Regions from separate parts of the Homo sapiens genome. Here region 1 is linked to region 2. The links are chromatin contacts, found by Hi-C or POLR2A ChIA-PET in ENCODE. All regions are on one chromosome and are shown on one strand. The core of a region is the stretch at or near the end of the contact, and the rest is flanking DNA. Distances in the headings are between cores, read along the strand shown.

Evidence for each region. Hi-C counts contacts between places; a loop is a spot of excess contacts on that map. ChIA-PET counts read pairs that join two places held with the same protein, here RNA polymerase II (POLR2A). Pooled maps may share reads with other maps.
Region 1: a map of right lobe of liver shows a loop between it and region 2 (3-fold over the local background). The contact joins the enhancer-like site here to the promoter of TRPM1-AS1 in region 2. A Hi-C loop is called at or near these places in 5 of 168 maps with a recorded cell type or tissue (K562, Right ventricle myocardium inferior, mucosa of descending colon and 2 more) and 5 of 50 pooled maps. POLR2A ChIA-PET finds 5 or more read pairs at or near these places in 2 of 52 experiments (endothelial cell of umbilical vein and naive thymus-derived CD4-positive, alpha-beta T cell).

Annotation. Positions count from the first base shown.
Region 1 is chr15:31,068,304-31,075,208 of GRCh38, forward strand. TRPM1 (transient receptor potential cation channel subfamily M member 1) reads right to left here. Exons shown (of 28, transcript NM_001252024.2): 4 at 1,728-1,923. Among named protein-coding and RNA genes, the nearest start is that of MIR211, 6.6 kb to the left of the region's middle. Within about 2 kb of position 1,253, at least 4 of the 41 ENCODE cell types and tissues checked have a DNase peak (open chromatin) inside an H3K27ac peak, as active enhancers do; they include right lobe of liver, where a contact is called at or near this core.
Region 2 is chr15:31,025,233-31,032,673 of GRCh38, forward strand. It overlaps TRPM1-AS1 (TRPM1 antisense RNA 1), which reads left to right and starts at 1,640. Exons shown (of 5, transcript XR_932056.2): 1 at 1,640-1,879. It overlaps TRPM1 (transient receptor potential cation channel subfamily M member 1), which reads right to left. Exons shown (of 28, transcript NM_001252024.2): 23 at 5,751-5,925; 24 at 4,139-4,159; 25 at 3,100-3,244; 26 at 1,683-1,885; 27 at 907-1,039. RefSeq lists an enhancer at 649-1,848.

The DNA of each region.
Region 1 (6,905 bases), core at 3-2,502, 43 kb after region 2:
GGTACCATGGTCTGAATGTTTGTATTCCCCTAAAATTCACGTGGAAACCTGATTCCCAATGCAATAGTGTTAAGAGGTGGGATGTTAGAAGGTGATTACGTCATGAGCATGGATCCCTCGTGAGTGGGACTAGTGTCCTTATAAAAGAGGACTCAGGGCTGGGCGTGGTGGCTCATGCCTGTAATCCCAGCACTTTGGGAAGCCGAGGCAGGTGGATCACTTGAGGTCAGGAGTTCGAGACCAGCCTGACCAACATGTTGAAACCCCGTCTCTACTAAAAAAAATACAAAATTAGCCAGGTGTGGTAGCGCATACCTGTAATCTCAGCTACTTCAGAAGCTGAGGCAGGAGGATCACTTGAACCTGGGAGGCGGAGGTTGCAGTGAGCCAAGATTGAGCCATTGCATTCCAGCCTGGGCAACAAGATCGAAACTCCAACTCAAAAAAAAAAAAAAAAAAAAAAAAAGAGGACTCAGAGAGCTTGTTCTCTGCTTCTGCCATGTGAGGACACAGCAAGAAGGTGCTATCTATGAAGCAGAGGATGGGCCCTCGCCAGGCACCAAATCTGCTGGCACCTTGATCTTGGGCCTCCCAGACTCTAGAAATGTGAGCAATAAATTTCTGTTGTTTATAAATTCCCCAGCCTAAGGCAATTTGTTATAGCAGCCAAACAGACCAAGACACCCAGTTAAATTTGAATTTTAGAGGAACAATGAAAAATGTTTCAGTACAACATTTTTATTAAATGCAATAAATCATGCAATATTTGGGACATACTTGTACTGAAAATTTATCCAATGTATGTCTGAAGTTCAAATATAACTGGGTGTCCTGTATTTTATCTGGCAATCCTAATGTTGGAGGAATAGGTTCCAAAGCTGGCTTAGCTAGAACAGTGGCCCAAGAAGTTGGATGAGGATGTTGTTGAGTAAATGGGTCAGGCGATCATGGGCCCACCCATGAACTTGACCTCTTCAAAGTGAGGAGGAGGCTAATAATGCTCAGATGCCTTGTCTCCTATAAACTGCTTCTTTGTGTCTGGGCTAATATGTAGGGTGCCATTTCAGAAGACTGTATATTGCAGCATTTGGAACACAGCTAAATTTTATTTTAACAATGATGTTGGGCCAGTGAAATAAAATGAAATTGCAAAAAGTCTGTGACTGGGCATGTAGGAGTGTAATTCAGAGTGAGCTGGAACGGATCACAGAGCTGAAGCCTCCCCCACGCTGGCAGGGCTCACTGGAAGGGCAGAGGGCACTCCCTGTTTACATGCAAATGTGAGGGACCTTGGTCCTTCTCGGGCCAGCTGAGCGCAGGCCCAGGGAAGCTGTGGACAGACCTCAGAGGAAAATATTTCCAAAGACTCTCAACACATCTAAGGGGGCTGCAGGTCCACAGTTATTAGAAAAATGAATTTGTCTTCCTTTACTGAAGATGGAGCAATGGAGTGTGTTTGCAGGGTTGGGCCAGAGCCTGGTTTGTGGATTCAGAGCTTTGGTATGGATTTACGGGACACTAGATGTTCTTTACAGTGGTGTCCAGTTTCCAAGCCTCATGGCTAAAAGCCATGTGCACAGATATATCTCTTGGTTTTTCAATGAAATATCTAGGAAGATTGAGCCACAGCCATGAAGAAGACCAGGTATCTGCAGTTTGGGGCTGGGAGACTGGCCGCCAATGAAAGCTGTGATCCTAGTGGCACCATGTCTGAATGCCTTTCTCACCATGGCTTTATTGGAATATCCGCCACCCTGGAATTCAAGAACTCCATAGGAATCTGTTGGGTAGCTCTGGGTGTGCTTGGCAACAGACCATTTCTCAGGCTGAGTCTCCACCTGTTTGCTTTCCTCTTCATTTTTGCTGGGTGTTGCACTTGGCAGAGGGGGGATATGCTGGTTGGTGAACTGGCCACAGCAACACCTGAAAACAAAGGCAAAGCAGGGTCTTTCTACAACAATCTCCCCCTTTCCCCTTCATTAGCAAAAATGAATTAACCTCAACAGGTGAGTTGGGCCCAAACAGGAGCCTACTAACACTTCAGTAAGCCAGCGTTATTAGGGACAGAAATGCCCCATCTGATGGCCTTTTCCAGATAATCAGTGCACATCTCTTTATATGCCAGTCGATTTTAGACACATTGGATGGTTGCTCTTTCGGAAAATATTTCAACTTTTTGATGTCTTGATAACATCAGTATAAACATCAAGTACTAAACATTCTGTGACAAAGTATAGACATGCCCTCCGAACATAGAGTTGACCTTCCAGATTTTTCTTTCTCTTGTCATTCAGGTTGGAGTGTAGTGGCGCTATCATAGCTCACTGCAGCCCAGACCTCCCCCAAGCTCAGGTGATCCTCTCACCTCAGCCTCCCTAGTAACTGGGACCACAGGCACACACTACCATGCTCAGCTAGTTTTTATATTTTTAGTAGAGACAGCATTTTGCCATGTTACCCAGGCTGGTCTCGAACTCCTGGGCTCAAGCAATCCGCCTGCCTTGGCCTCCCAAAGTTCTAAAATTACTTACTTAGGTGTCAGCCAAATTTTTCCATATTGTTGAATTGTTCTGTTCCTTAGTAAAACATTTCTCCACTCAAGTAATGCTAAAAGGCTATTTCAAAAGTGACCAATATGTCTTTTTCTGCCTTGGACAGATGGCCCATTGGGCCATAACCCGCCCCAGCATCAGGGATCTTCTAGCTCTACAGCATCTCTCCCAAAACCCAGCCAACCTCTCACGCCCTCCCTGAACTCTGGCTTTCTAGTCTTCTCTGAACATGTTCCCTGGCTTTGTGCCAGCTTCTTTTCCTAGTGTGCCTAGGATTTCATCTGTTACTCCATCATTTTTGGCTGCCACTGTTTTGAGTGGACTGGACCCACCAAAAACTTGAAAAGTTTGTTAGGAAGAACTGCAGTAGCCTGGAGTGATGCCTTGGTGGAGATGGAATCCAGGGAAGGCATGGAGGGAGGTCTGTTCCTGGACCCAGCAGGAGCCTGTGTGGGCAGCCGTGCACCCTAGCAAATGGGGTGGGAGAGCTGGGGATGGAGTTGGCTTGAGGACTAGAGAGGATGTCTTTACTGGGCTAGATGTGCGAATGCGTGCACGTGTGTAATGCACATGTGCAGGGCCCTTGCCAGAAGGCTTTCTGTGCTCCCATGGGGCCAGCCTTGGGGCTTCCTCCCTGCCTTGTCTTTCCTTTTGTTTTCCTTTTTCTTTTCCCTCCTCGCTTCCCCATTCTCTCCCTCCCACCCTCCTTCTGATGGCCTTCCATCTTCCCTCCCTCACTCCCTCCCTCTTTCTCTCTCTCTTTTTTCCTTTTATTGAGATATAATTCATGTAATACATAATCAACCCATTTCAAGTATGTGATTCAGGCCAGGAGCAGTGGCTCACGCCTGTAATCCCAACACTTTGAGAGGCCGTGGCATGTGGATCACTTGAGGTCAGGAGTCCGAGACCAGCCTGGTCAATATTGTGAAACCCCGTCTCCACCATAAACACAAAAATTAGCTGAGTGTGGTGGCACACGTCTGTAATTCCAGCTACTTGGGAGGCTGAGGCAGGAGAATCGTTTGAACCCCGGAGGCAGAGGTTGCAATGAGCCGGGATCGTGGCACTGCACTCCAGCGTGGTTGACAGAGTGAGACTCCGTCTCAAAAAAAAAAAAAAAACATATATATATATATATATATATATATATATATATATATAGAGAGAGAGAGAGAGAGAGAGAGAGAGAGAGATTAAATGGTTTTTAGTATTGACAGATATGTGCAACCATCATCACAGTTAATTTTCGAACATTTTCATCACCTCAAAAAGAAACTTGGCATGGCATATTTTAAGTTATCTTCCTTCTCACCACCATCTATCTACCTGTGCACCACTCCCCAAGCCATAAGCAACCTCAAGTCTACTTTTTATCTCTGTGGATTTCCATGTTCTAGACACTTCATATGAATGCAGTCCTGTAATATCTGGTCTTTGGAGATCAGCTTCTTAGCATGTTTTCAAGGTTCATCCATATTGTAGCATGTGTTGGTACTTCACTCCCTTTTATGGCTTAATAATATTCTCGTATGAATGGATGAACATTTTGTTTATCTATTTATCATTTAATGGACATTTGGGCTATTCGCACTCTTCAGCTGTTATGAATAATGCTGCTATGAATATTTATGTAACAAGTTTTTGAGTGGATGAATGTTTTCATTTTTCTTGGGTATACACTAGGCATGGGATTGCTGGGTCATACGGTTACTCTATGTTTAATCTTCTGAAGAACCACCAAACTGTTCTCCAAGGTGGCTGTATCATGGTACATTTCCACCAGCAGTGTCTGAGGGTTCTGATTTCTCCATATCCTCTCCCACACACTATCTTACATTTTCATTCTAGTCTTCCTTCTGAGTGTGAAGCAGTTTATCATCATGGTTTTGATTTGCATTTCCCTGAAGAATAAGGACATTGAGCATTTTTCATGTGCTTATTGACTATTTGTGTATCTTCTTTGGAAAGATGTCTATTCATTTCCTTTGCCCATTTAAAAAACTTGGGTTATTTATTTTTTTTTAATTATTGGATCTCTTTCCGTATTCTGGATACAAGTCCCTTATCAGAGACATAATTCACAAATATTTTCTCCCATTCTGTGGGTTGTCTTTCCACTTTCTTGATAGCGTCCCTTGAAGCACAGTGTTTAATTTTGGTAAAGACAATTTTTTTGTTGTTTTTGTTGTCCATGTTTTTGGTGTAATATCTCAGAATCATTTGCCAAATCCCAGGTCATGATTTACCCTTACATTTTCTTCTAAGAGTTTTATAGTTTTAGCTTTGACATTTAGGTGTTTGGTCCATTTTAACTTTTATAGATAGCATGAGGTAAGGGTCCAAGACTATTCTTTTGCATGTGGCTATCCAGTTATTCCAGTACCATTTGCTGAAGAGACGACTACTATTTCGCCATTGAAAGTACTTTTCACCCTTGCCAAAAATCAATTTGCCATAGGTGTATGGGTTTATTTCTGGACTGTCAATTCTGTTCCATTTGTCTATATGTCTATCCTATGCCAGTATCGTTGTCCTTTTATTACTGTAGCTTTGTATTAAGTTTTGAAATCAGAAAATGTGAGTCCTCCTATTATTCTTTTTGATGCAATTATAGATAAATTATGTTGCCAGTTTCATTTCCATATAGTTCATTGCAAGTGTATAGAAATACATTTGATTTTTGTGTATTGATCTTATATGCCACAATCTTGCTGAACTCATTTATTAGTTCTAATATTTTTTGGTGGATTCCTTAGGATTTTTCTATGTATAAGATTATGTCATCTGCAAATAGAGAGTTTTACTTCTCTCTTTCCAATCTCAATATTTTTTCTTTCTTTATTTCTCTTACCTAATTGCTTTGGCCTGTACTTCCATTAAAATGTTGAATAGAAGTAGCGAGAGAGGACATCCTTATCTTGTTCCTAATCTTAGGAGGAAAGCAATCTTTCACCATTAAGTCTGATGTTAACTGTGGATTCTTTATAGCTGTTCTTTATCGGGTTGAGGAAGTTCCCTTCTATTCCTGGTTTTCCGAGTGATTTTTTATAAAGAGTGTTGAGTTTTATCCAAGTCTTTTGCTGTGCCTATTGAAAAGATCATGTGATTTTTGTTTCTACTATATTGATATGCTATATTACATTATTTATTTTTCTAATGTAAACCAACTTTACATTCCTGGGATAAACCCTGCTTGGTCATGGTGTATCATTATTTTTATATGTTGCTGGATTTGGTTTGATAGTATTTTGTTCAGAATTTCTGCACCCATGTTCATAATAGATATTGATCTATAGTTTTCTATCTTGTGATATCTTTGTCTAGTTTGGTATCTGGGTAGTACTGGCCTCATTAAATGAGTTGGGAAATGTTCCCTTCTCTGCTATTTTCTTGAAGAGTTTGTGAAGAATTGGTATTAACTCTTCCTTAAATGTTTTTTAGAATTCATCGAAAAAGCCATGTGGGCCTGGGCTTTTCTTTGGACAGTTTTTTTATTACTAATCCTATCTCTTTACTCCTTATAGATCTGTTCAGATTGTACATTTTTTCTTGAGTCAGTTTTGGCAGATTGTATATTTCTCAGAATTTTCCCATTTCATCTAAGTTATCTAATTTGTTTGCATATAAGTCATAGTATTCTTTCATACTCATTTCTATAAGGTTGGTAGTAATGTCCCCTCTTTCATTTCTGAGTCTAGTCATTTGAGTCTTATCTTTCTCTTCTTTTATGACTCTAGCTAAAGATATGTGAATTTTGTTGAGGTTTTTAAAGAAGAGCTTTTAATTTCATTGAATTTCTCTACTTTTCTATTCTCTTTTCCATTAATTCCACTTTAATCATTATCTCCTTCCCTCTACTTGCTTTAGGTTTAGTTTACTCTTCTTTTTCCAGTGTCTTAAGGTAGAAAGTTATGTTACTTATTAAATATCTTTCTTAATATAGGTATTTACAGGTATAAATTTCCCTGTCCGTACTACTTTACCTGCATCCCCTAAGTTTTGGTTTGTTATGTCTTCATTTCCATTTACCTAAAAGTATTTTCTAATTAACCTTCTGACATTTTCTTTAACCTAGTGGTTATCTGGTAGTGTATTAATTTTCACATATTTATGAGTTTCCAATTTTTTTCCTCCTATTGGTTTCTTATTTCTAATTTTATTACATTGTGGTTGGAGGACAGTTTGTATTATTTCTATCCTTTTAGATATTTTGAGGCTTTTTAATGGACTAACACATGGTCTATGCTGGAGAATGTTCCATATGCACTTGAGAAGAATGTGTTTTCTATTGTTACTGGGTGGTGTGCTCTATAGTTATCTGTTAAGCCTAATTGGTTTATGATGTTGTTC
Region 2 (7,441 bases), core at 390-2,889:
GTTAGTGAAACCCTTTGGAACAGCGTGTTATCAGTCACCAAGATCTTTAGCAGGCTGAAAATGCTTTTAGTAAATGATAAAGGCTCTCAAAACTTACGTGATAAAAAGTGCAGACAGTGAAGGTCCATTGCTCCTGTCTACCCTTTGCCAGTTGCTCTTTCCTAGCTTAGGGTAGAGCAATACTACGAAGTTTGGAAAATGTCACCATTTCTGTACCTCGCGACCTGACTTCATTTACTCATTCACTGGTTCACACATCCTGCATTCATTCACTCTGCATTTATTAAGCATCACCGCGGAGATTAGGCTGACCTTGCTGGGTACTGCGGATGTGAAGGTGTCTGAAAGACACACCCTGCCCTAGTTTAGCGGATCCCACCCTCATGGGGCCAGACACCTCACCCCCCACCCTGCACCCCACCCCTCCCAGTTCCCACTCTCAGGGGAGCCCCAGGAGGGAGCCTTTTCCTCTGCCCTGTGAGGCTGGGAAAGGTGTTGCCAAGGTGCAGCAAGCAGCTAGGCCGGATGAGGAGGGCAGTCCCCTGGGGAGGACCATGCTCGCAAAGGGAAGTTAGGAACAAGAGCTGGGAGAAGGATGGCTTTCTGTAGCTTCCATTAACCTTGCGGAAACACCCCCACTTTGGGGTAGGGGGTGAAGGTAGTCAACTGTTAGGTTTTCTTTCGGCCCAGGATAAATAAATGTCATTCCCTTCTATATCCAATGCACAGTTATTACCTAGTAACTTTCTCACTATTTCGTGGGAACCACGTTAAAACCTAAAGTTTAAATAAAACAGGAGAACTCGGAGTGCATGTTTAAATGAACTCTGGCATCCCCCATAGAGTGGGGCGCCCGAGTCAGCAAACCCTTGGCTCACGGGCCCGCGGTGGGGACGCTACACGTACCTTTCAGAAGTGACCCGGATGCGCTCGTCGCTGGACGACTGCTGCTCATCCTCCTTCTCCCGGAAGTGCTCCTGCACGCACTGCTCCTCGAACTCATGCAGCCTCTTTAGCTCCTCGTCGCTAAGGAAGAGCTCTGTGTGAAGGGAGAAGTGTCGGCCACGTGAAAAACAAGAAGAATCAGTTTCGTGGCGTCAATGAGAATTTCACAGCCCCACTTTAATTAAGCTCTCTTCTCCGCCACTCCTAAGGCAGTTCGCCACTACTCCAATTGATTTTTATCTAAAAAGGGGTTGTCATACGCCCCAACCCTCTATCAGTTGGAGCCAAACGGCCCGCTTTTAAACATAAAAAACAAAATTACATTTACTGGGAAAGTAAAGCCAAGTAATATTTCCTGGAAAACTTTTTGCACTTATTTTTATGAATAGAGTCAAACGTATAGCATTATTTTCTCATTTTCTTTAGATGCAACAAATTAAGACGTTTTGAAAGGAGCATTGAATTTATATAGAAATTTACAGAGTAGAGTTATTTTAGAGAATTAGCTCAACTTCTGGTCTCTATGAGCTGGCTTTCCTAATATTAATTACTAACAAATTAACGAAACTAGAATAAAATGGGTACAAAATGAGAAGCCTTTTGAAAAGAACAGCAGTTGGACTGAGTGTGGTGCTTTTCACACGAGCAAGTAGTTGAGTGAGATTTCTGTGAGGATGTCCAATTTGAACACTATTTTGAAATCAGCCCAACTTAGAAATGAAGAGCCCTGCACATACTCAATCCACGATCCCGTTCCTCTTGGTCCCCTTCTCTCTTTTTCCTGCAGCGGCCGCTGAGACGCATAATGATGATGTAGATGTGGCTTAAAATGATCATCGGTGGGGGCAGGACTGGCCTGTCATGAAATGTCATAATCAGCTGATATCGCTGGAACTTCCACACCTGGTTGGATATTGATTTTACTTCAAAGAAGGTATTGCTTTAAAAAGAAGACATTTTTACAGTTAGTTATATTACTTTTTATAGTGATTTCCCAGAGCAGTCAAAGTTACTCACATTTAAGTGAAAATACTCAATGAGATGGCCTTTTAGTGCCCTTTAGTACTGATTCCTTGATTATCCAATCTTTTGGTTTATCCATCAATGTGGATTATCTGTGCTTAAGGACATTGTATTCATAAATAGCTAAGTGTAATAAATTGCTATGTACTGCTTTCTTGAAAAACCACACCACAATCTACTCATATACTCAGGAAATTTAATTTCCTATGTGTAGCGGTATAAGCCATTTAACTAAATGCTTTCACATGTTTAAACTTTCAATTCTGTCTAACAAGTAGATGACTACTTTTTTTTCAACTGAATTAATTAGTTATTGAACTTATTTGATTGAAGGTTCGTTATTTTGGACATGGGGTAGGTACAATCTTTGTCTTATTTTAGCTTCCAACAGGAAGCAGTAAGTGCATGATTTCATTGTCTACCAATACTGGGACCTTAGGAAAACCAGTTACCTTCCCTGACCTTAGTTTTCTCATCTCTCAAGCCAGAAGTTTGGACCAGGTTTTCTCCAATGCCCTGTTCAATTCTAAGATTGCATATTTCTGTGAAGGATTTTTCCCTCTATATTTTTCATCTTAGAAGCTAAAATCATTTTTTTCAATATTTATTGAGCATGGTCAACATACTCAACACAACATGCCAAATAGGCAGGTTTTATAAGAAACTCGATTTAACCCTTTAAGCCATTTTTTTCTTAGGCCATTTTATCTTGTATTCTATAAATGATCAGAAAAAAATGCTTTACTAGTATTACAGTAATTGTAACAGCTTATGAAACTCATATTGCCTTTTCCACCTCTGCTGATGAATAAAAAGCATGACTTAATCAAATATTCTGTACCCCAGGAGACTTTCATCTAAGAAAATATTTTCATTAGATTAAAATACATGCTAAAGTGTTAAAATACTAACCAAGATTAAATTTAAATGTATTTAAGTGTCAACTCTTGATTTATGAATACATTAAGACTGATTAAGTTTGAACAAAGAGACTGCAAAAATTGGATCTACTTAAAAACCCTAATGAAATTATCTGCAAATATATTGGTATCTTGGGAGCGTTCTGAGATTAAATGGAAAATCTGTACAGTAATAAATAATAAGCATGTGGTCATCGGCTGTGACACGTACTTGAACACAGCAATCAGCAGGTTCACCAGCAGGATGTTGGCGACCAGTAGATAGCACGCCATGAGTGCTGGAGTGAGCCAGGCGCCGGGGATACAGGGAGGAAGCCGCTTGCCCTCCTCATCATATAGGTTCTCACCACAAGGAGCTGAAAGAAAAAAATAGTTTTGTCTTTGCTTTTTACATATAATGAAAAGGATAAATATCTCTTACATATGTTTTTCAATACCTATTTCTTTTTTAATATGATTCTTTCTTATTTCATAAGCAATATTTTTTCCATGGGAAAAAATAAACTCTGTAGCCCCAGCTACTCGGGAGTCTGAGGCAGGAGAATGGCGTGAACCCGGGAGGCAGAGCTTGCAGTGAGCCGAGATCGAGCCACTGTACTCCAGCCTGGGTGACTGAGCGAGACTCCCAGTTGTCTCAAAAAAAAAACAACTCACACAAAGAAAAAAGTCAGAAACTCATATCTGCGCTCAGAGATAGTCATTATTTGTCATATTTCTAAACATTTTCCCATTTCTTTATTGTGGCTTTCAAATATAAAAGTCTTCATTTTTAAGCAGACAAATGTATCTTTATGTTTTTTCCCTTTATCGTTATCCATTTGAAAGTCATTGTGGCTTCTAATTATTTAACATCAGCTTATGTTGTCTTCTGGTTGTTTTCTTGGTTTCACTGATACATTAAATTTGAAAATATTTTTGTTATGTTGTATGGGTTAGGGATTTCCTCTACTTCCCAAATTGTTTAATCAACTGTTTTGGTGCCATGTTTGAAAAATAATCTTTTCTCCCTCTGCTCATTTGAAATGCAACTTTTTATCATAGGGGGTCTATTTCTCCCCTAAAAAAATAGGGTGATCCCAACAGTGAATTTGTGGTTCTCTTTACTTTTTACTGACAGCTTAAAAAGTACTGGCACCAAAAAACAAGAGAAGTATTTGAAAACAGTTTAAGACTACTAGTAATCAGCTAAGGAAAAGGTAATTGAAAAACACATTCCATAGACTAGAATAATCAATTCCATGTAAACTTACGATTAATTTCCATGGCGTAGACTACATGACGATTGGAAAGCAGGATTTTTGTTTTGTTTTGTTTTGACAGGAGGGGAGGAAAGAAAATAAGATGATGGTTGAGAGAAAAGTAAAACAAGTGGTTTAACAACATAACTGTTTTGCTGTGAAGAAATGCAAATATTTTAAGCTTGGGAAATATTGATTCACACTTAGAAACAGTGATCTGTTTAGAAGAATTACATACATTAATCATTCTAGAAAATATATATCATGGATATTTATTTTACCCTGTGTCATAAGCGAGAGCAAAAGCTCACTAGTTAAAAATACTGTGAAAAAGACATGATGTTACTGGCAGATGATCAGGTTAACCAATCACGCGCTCCCTATATTCCAACACAAACACCTCATAAGCACAAATAACTACAAAATTATTAGTTAATAGATCAAGAATCAAAAACCTACATTTAATTATGTTACTGAGAATAGCACAGCCTAAAGTTTACCTCTTTACCTTCTCTCATAACCCAATTTAATTTAAAAAAAAAAGAGCTCAACAATAAAAATACTACAGTTTATGCCTGGAATTCAGGAACTTTTAACGTGTATGTATATCTACCTAAACTAATATTCTTTTGAAATCAAATTAGATTTTTATGTTCTGGCTTACCAAGCTACTAACACACTTCAATAGTTGACTTTGTGATACTTGCAATAATGATATGGTCAGAATGACATTATAAAAGTTAGAAAGAAGCTACTGCATGAGCTGGTTATTGTCTAACCTAGAGGCAGTAGATATACACTGACAGCCCTACATTCCATATGAGAGGAAGATGATAAAAACTTTCTATTCCCAAATAGCAGAGCTCTGGAAGCAGCAGACATGCTATTATAGCTGATGCTTTATGATAAATCACAACATGCAAATGAAAATGTTGGTCCTGAAATGGAAATGGGACTAAAAGTGCCTCCTTCACTGGTGGAACATTTATTCAACTGTCCTGGTAAATAGTGTACAAGAACATTTGAGCTTTACATTCCTTCAATCCAGAAGACACCAGCTCAGCCTGCAGAGGAGCTGGGCCTACATTCCCCAGAAATCTGTGCAGGATCATAGCCCATTTCCTCTACTAACATCCAGATTATTTTTGATAATACAAAATAGCACTCTAGTAGTGAAGATGAAATGGGTATGAAATGGGTAGCTATGTGGAAAATGGGCTCTGATGGCTTTAAGAAGAGGATGGTGGGAAGTATCAGTTACTCTGCTCTGTTCACTAGTTCATTCTACTGGAAAACACTATCAGCCTTATCCTGGGGTGGGGAGATACTGGGTTGAAGAAAAACTAGGCTATTGGCATTAGAACTGCATTCATGTGACACGATGTCCATCAGGTCCAGCTCAAGGGAATTCTAGTGAATTATTTTTAGAATAAAAGAAATGACTGATGTCTGAAAATCCATGTTCCATAATTTGTTCTTATTTCTTTGTAAAATAATTTGATGCCTATGGTGGAGTGACAAATATTTTTTATTTCCAAATTAATACATGTTCTTCCATTAATTTGGAACTGATCATCTGCCTCAGAAGCAGGGAAGAGAATCTTACTATGAATTCTACTCTTACGGTCTATCTGGTCTGCAAACACCTCTCCATAGATCATCCAGTAGGGCATGTAGAAGATGTTTCGGGCCAGTTTCCAAGAGGGCTTCTCCTCTGGATGCAGAATGGCTTGACGGGCTACTCCGAAACTCATGAGCACGACCAGCATGATGACCACAAAGTACAGCATGTCGATCATCTGAGTAAGGAGAACATTTGTCTCTCACTGTCTTGGCTTGTGGGCCAAGTTCACCCTGGCTCATTATATTGCTGTCTCCAATTAAGCACTTCACGAGTGCTTAATTAGGACGAAGAAAGCCTCTTTCCCTTCCTTTCTTCCCATCCCTGGGAAGGCTTTTTCCTACTCCATGCAATGCTTTATGCCTAGAATGTCTTCTAGAACATTGCTATCTTCATCTGCTCTTCATCCTTCTTGCTTCTTCTCTGTTGTTGCCCATAAACACATGTCCCTTAGTAACTACAACTGCAAATGGAGAAAGGGAAGAATTAGAAGAAAAGATGGGAGTTTGTAAGGGATGCTAAGGAGGAAGAGGAGCAGATACCTAAGGAAATAAAACGATAATGAATTGAGAGTATAGACCAACATTTATTCATTCACTACACAAGTGCTGAGCAATGCCCTGGTTACTGTGGATACTAAACTGGTATAATTCCTAATTTTGAACATCCCTGAAGATGGAGGCCCTTGCTGGAATTTACTAAAGCATACTTCCCTTAGCTCAAAACCACTTGCCCTATAAAGAGTCCTTCCTAAATGTAGGAGGCTTGCTTTCTTCTTGTACCAGTCCTAACACTGAAGCTCTTTTAGGTAATGTAAGGATGACCTGCTGGTTCATTTTCAGTTTCATATTCTCTGGCCTGTTCTGGAGTATAAGTCATCATGGTCTAATCACATGGACTTCCTGTGTTCACTCCAGGCCAGAGTAAATGAGCTGAAGATCATCTGGAGTACAGGTTGGGGATTGGCCCTGGGCTCCCTTTGTCTCCGGCTTCTACCACATGTTAGGAGGTTATAAATCAGGCGGGGTTTTTTTTTTTTTTTTTTTTGGCCATATATATATACATTCTGAAGTGGATGTAGTCTCATAGAACATCAAATCCATGTCCCTGTACTAAAGAATGCTGAAAATATGTTTCCAGCCATCAAGAAGTAAATATTTTGAGACATCTATTTTGCTACTGAATTCCTATTGCATCAAAAATTGATGTTCTCTTATGTCCTGGGAAAGTGAAGTAAGCTCTTACAAAAAAACGAGGCTATTTTCTTTTATATTGCTGTCAAAATAGACTCATTAATAATAAATCAGAAGGAATAAAAAACAAACGTAATTAGTCACCCTACAGTTGAGATATGGTATGGAAGAAGGGAGACAGTATATATTGAGTACCTGATATATATTGAGAGAGATATACATGTGTACGTGTGTATGTATACACACATATATACAGTGAATGTATATACACTATATATGTATATATGTTATGTATATATACACAGTAGGCCCTCAACTCATGTTTTTCTATTGGATTTTATTAAGTTATCAACATGTAGGAGAACTGTGTATCTTAAAGCAAAGAATATTTCCTTTAAAAAGCCAACTGCAAAAGAAAAACCAAATGAAATTGAAGGAAGCCATGCCCAAGGCCTGTTCTTATGTCCTAACTACAGCCAAAGTCTCTCTGGATACCCACAG